2 separate regions of the Homo sapiens genome follow, and region 2 is linked to region 1. A link is an interaction called in ENCODE POLR2A ChIA-PET data of the cell type or tissue named here. Cell type or tissue: B cell. All regions are shown on one strand. Region 1 overlaps B4GALT1 (beta-1,4-galactosyltransferase 1). Region 2 overlaps SMU1 (SMU1 DNA replication regulator and spliceosomal factor).

Region 1 (2,500 bases):
TACTAAAAATACAAAAAATTAGCTGGGTGTGGTGGCACATGCCTGTAGTCCCACCTACTTGGGAGGCTGAGGCAGGAGAATCGCTTGAAACCTGGGAGGCGGAGGTTGCAGTGAGCTGAGATCGCACCACTGCACTCCAGCCTGGGCGACAGAGTGAGACTCCTCCTCAAAAATAAATAAATAAAGAGAAAATGGAACTTAGAAAATTAAGAGGAAGAGTGAAAAGGTAGATATTTAGTCAGGCACAGTGGCTCATGCCTGTAATCCCAACACTTTGGGAGGCCAAGACAGGAAAATCTCTTGAGACCAGGAGCTTGAGACTTGCCTGGCAACATCTCAGGTGAGACCTTATCTCTACAAAAAATTTAAAAATTAGCTGAGCTGTGTGGCTCGTGACTGTGATCCCAGCTACTCAGGAGGCCGAGACCACAGCCCAGGAGGATCGCTTGGGCCCAGCAGTTTGAGGCTGCAGTGAGCTGGCACCACTGCAATTCAGCCTGGGCTACAGAGCAAGACCCAGTTTAAAAAAAAAAAAAAAGATATTCAAACCATGGGTCCCAACGTAGTTATTATATTTGACCATTTGCAAAAGCTGAAAGCAAAACATGTTACACATTTTCAGAGAGGAAAATACACAGTAGTTCCTGAGTGTAAGTTGTTTTTCTTGACCTCATTCTTAAATTGCTTCATGAGGGTGGGAGGGAAGTGGTAGTTAATAAGTGAACCTGTAAACCAGCGTTTCTCAAAATGTAGTCCAGGGAATTGCATCAAAATTGCAGTTACCTACAGTGCTTGTTAAAATGCAGATTCCTGGGCCCCTGCCCCAGGCTTATCAAATCAATCTGGTGAGTAGGACTCAAGAACCTGTAAATTCACATACTTCTGCAGATGATTCTTCTTGCACTGCACAGCATGAAAGCCTCTGCAATAGACAGAAAGCTACCAGCATTGCGAAAGCAACTTGAGTGCTTGGCCTTTGAAGGTTGAGTGGGACTTTAATGAGGGAGAGAGTAAGGCATGAGAAATGGCAGTTCCACTGAGGTCAGTCAGTGGTTCATTGCTGACGAAGTCACTTTTAAGTCATGTTTTAGAAGAACTACCAAGTGTGGCAGGTCAGGCATGTGGCAGGACTGTTTCTGAGCACAGATGAATGGATGAGCACCTGGCCCCACTGTGCCCAGTTGGTCTAGCTTCCCACTTGGCCACCTACGGTCTGCTGTGTGGACCTTGTCTGGCAGTCTCCTTTAATTTATTTTTTATTATTTTTTTCTTTTTGAGATGGAGTCTTGCTTTGTTGCCCAGGCTAGAGTGCAGTGGCATGATCTCGGCTCACTGCAGCCTCCACTTCCCAGGTTCCAGCGATTCTCCTGCCTCAGCCTCCCAGGTAGCTGGGATCACAGGCAAGTGCCACCACGCCCAGCTAATTTTTGTATTTTTAATAGAGACATGGTTTTACCATGTTGGCCAGGCTGGTCTCGAACTCCTGACCTCAGGTGATCCACCCATCTCAGCCTCCCAAAATGCTGGAATTACAGGTGTGAGCCACCGCACCTGGCCTATTTTTTTTCAGCAAATTCTTTGTTTTTCTCTCTGTTCCCAAATGCAGGGTACTGAGACCACAGATGTATTCTGTTTCCTGTTGAAAAAATGTTTCTCACTTAGCTGGGTGTGGTAGCATGCACTGCAGTCCCACGGGAGGCTGAGGCGAGAGGATTGCTTGAGCCCAGGAGTTCGATAATCATGCCATTGCACTCTGGTCTGGGTAACAGAGCGAGAAACTGTCTCTTAAAAAAAAGAAAAAGAAAAAGAGGTCCTAGGGAAAGAAACAAATAGTGGCTTGGATGGTGAGTTGGTGGAAAGAACAGTGGGTGTTGGGGGTGTTGAACTTGTGTTTGTGTGTGGTGTACCCAAGACATATCATGTCAGCATTAAGAATAGACTATTCCTGTTTTCTGGTCACTGAGTTGTATGTTTTGACATCCTTATTTTGGAAGATACTTCCTTACTAGGAATGGGATAGGGAGGGGGTCACCTTTCCCATCTGTGGGTCATATTTTAAAATATTTATTGTTCAAGTTTAAAGATATAACCAAAGGTATAAAGAAAAATACCACAAACATCTGATTTAAGAAACAAACCAGCCGAGCGCGGTGGCTCGTGCCTGTAATCCCAGCACTGTGGGAGGCCGAGGCAGGCAGATCATGAGGTCAAGAGATCGAGACCATCCTGGCCAACATGGTGAAACCCCGTCTCTACTGAAAATACAAAAATTAACTGGTCATGGTGGTGTGTGCCTGTAGTCCCAGCTACTCGGGAGGCTGTGGCAGGAGAATCGCTTGAACCCAGGAGGCGGAGGTTGTAGTGAGCCAAGATTGTGCCACTGCATTCTAGCCTGGCGACAGAGTGAGACTCCGTCTCAAAAAGAAAAAAAAAAGAAAGAAATCATTTCCTACACCTTCGAAGCCTTCATGAGTTAGATTTTGAAACAGTGCAAAATGCT
Region 2 (2,500 bases), 78 kb after region 1:
TATCCTGCCTCTGCCTTCCTAAGTACTGGGATTACAGGTGTAAGCCGCTGAGCCCAGCCTAGACCCTCATTTTGTGGGAGTACTGAGTCCAGTAACTTCCTGAGAAAGGAAGCATAGAAATAAATTTTTGAGATTTTATTTGTGTCTGTAATACCGTGTATCTTTCTTTCTCTTTAAATGTTTAAAGTTTTATTATCCTTCCTGCATTGTCCCTGTATTCCTATTTTTTCTTTTTCTCTGAGTTTTCCCCTTCCCTGTTTGTTTTGCTGACCATATGTGGGAGTTTTCCTCAAATATTTAGAGCTCTCTGCTATGGTATGTCAGGTTGGGTGGTTGGAAAGAGGAGTTTGAGAACTGATAGACTTCAGCCTGGGATGATAGGATGGGGATCCTCATTTGTCATTCTCTGCAGAAATGTTCTCTTGGGCTGGTCAGCTTTTCCAGAGAGTAGTTCCTGCTTGGAGAGTAGTTCTTGCCTAAACCATATCTTGAGAGTGAGAGCTGAGAGGATGCAGGTAGGAGTGGAGGATAGAGAAATCTCACTGTTCAGCATACCAGTGTACACTGAAGCCCCCAGTTTTCATTGTGGCTTCTCACCTCCACCCTGTCCTCAGCTCTACTGAGATTTTCAGAGCCTAGGACCTCAACCTTTCCAGAATATACATCACCTGATTTCTCTTGAGGCTAAGGCGAGGTGGTTGCTCAGGGTTGGGAGAAGTCGTGGTAGCTAAATGCTCCTTATGCAGACTTTAATATTGCCCCTGTTTTCAGCCCTGAAGCATGCCTTGTGCTTGAAGGGTATGTGATTCCTCCAGTTCCTAAGCCTTTTTGGAGTTTTGCAAGGTAGTTTGGCTTGCTTCTTGTGGCTTCCCCTTCTTCACCTTGTACAATTAGGTTTCGGTTTTCTCTGTTTTTGGTTTCCACTAGTCCATTCACTTTTCACCTTCTAAAATTTAACTAACATTTTTTTCTTGCTGTTCTCCCATTCTCTTTGTCTTTTGGGGCATGTATCTTTTTTATTCCTTAATTACCATCACTTCAGTGGATTTTCTAGAGACAGTGGAAATAAACTCATGTGTTCTACATTTAATTGGTTAGATGTGAAGAGCAAGTGAGGTTTTGGTTCTAGGTTTCGTTTCCCTTTAGTTTCTGGTTTGAGTGACTTGGTAGAAAATATAAGAAGGACAGATTTGTTGGGGGCTGGGGTAGAAACTAGGGATAGGGGAAATGATCCGTTTTTAGATGTTTTGAAGTTCCTGTGGGACATACAAGTGGAAACTTGCAGTATAGGCCCTTGGATCTGTGAATCTGGACCTTAACCTAGAGGTTTTGGCTAAAATTATAGATTTGGAAATTATAGTAGTAGTTGAAGCTGTAAATGTAATTACCTAGGGAAAGCATGTAGAAGAAGAAAAGTAAAATGTGGCCGGGTGTGGTGGTTCACATCTGTAATCCCAGCACTTTGGGAAGCCCAGGTGGGTGGATCAACCGAGGTCAGGAGTTGGAGACCAGCCTGGCCAACGTGGCGAAACCTTGTGTCTACTAAAAATAGAAAAATTAGCTGGCCATCATGGCGTGCGCCTGTAATCCCAGTTACTTGGGAGGCTGAGGCAGAAGAATCACTTGAACCCGGGAGGCAGAGTTTGCAGTGAGCCAAGATCGCGCCACTGCACTCCAGCCTGGGTGACAGAGTGAGACTCTGTCTCAATTAAAAAAAAAAAAAAGAAAAAATATATTTAGCAAAGAAACTTTGGAAAGGAAGAATGTTGAGAGCATACTAGTCTTAGAAATACTGCATTTAATAAAGACCTATAATTTGCATCATTTTGGTAGTGGACACAAGAACATCTGTTGCAACCAGTGCAACAACAGTGCAAAAACCCAATTCTGTTATTTATAATAATTCCACGGATGACAATGGGGAATACCACAAAACCTAGGAATAAGAGAAAAATACATTTAGTATATGATGTTGGGACACTGACTTTAGAATTGCGGGGGAGAGGTCAGATCAGAGCCTGCTCCCATATTTTATGTAGCATAATTTCAGATAGAAAGTTAGATATTTTAAGATAATAGAAAAACACTGGGAGATAATATAATCTATCAAACCTGATAGTCTTCCCAAACTTAGAGATTAAACACCAAGGAAAAGGTAAACAGATTTCATCACTCGAGAACGGAACTTAAGATGAAAAGAAACCTATAAAGCTATAATCCAAAATAGACATAGTCACAGCTACTTGGAAGGCTGAGACAGAAGGACTGCTTGAGCCCAGGAGTTCAAGGCTGCAGTGAGTTGTGATCATGCCACTTTTCCAGCCTGACAGAATGAGAACCCCTCTCTTTAAAAAAAAAAAGTTGGTAAAAGAATTCTTTGCAGCAAACATAAACAACAAATACCTTTATCACGTTAAAGCTCACTAATTGGTGAGAATGGTAAGACCATGATAGATAAGTGAGCAAATAACATGAATAAACAGTTAACAGAAGAGGAAAT

The links. Peaks named below come from ENCODE experiments on the same cell type or tissue, not always from the same donor. Only the 100,000 strongest peaks of a DNase experiment are listed, where the experiment ranks them.
Region 2: POLR2A ChIA-PET joins it to region 1 with 8 read pairs; 12 of 35 experiments call an interaction of 5 or more read pairs at or near these places.

What each region holds. Positions count from the first base shown.
Region 1 is chr9:33,141,920-33,144,419 of GRCh38, reverse strand. All of the region lies in intron 1 of B4GALT1 (beta-1,4-galactosyltransferase 1), which reads left to right. Among named protein-coding and RNA genes, the nearest start is that of B4GALT1-AS1, 24 kb to the left of the region's middle. In B cell, no CTCF peak of the experiment used is centred here; DNase peaks (open chromatin) are centred at 989 and 1,709; H3K4me3 peaks cover 1,882 bases; H3K27ac peaks cover 2,500 bases.
Region 2 is chr9:33,063,967-33,066,466 of GRCh38, reverse strand. The region is part of intron 4 of SMU1 (SMU1 DNA replication regulator and spliceosomal factor); the gene reads left to right. Among named protein-coding and RNA genes, the nearest start is that of SMU1, 11 kb to the left of the region's middle. In B cell, no CTCF peak of the experiment used is centred here; a DNase peak (open chromatin) is centred at 1,136; H3K27ac peaks cover 1,646 bases.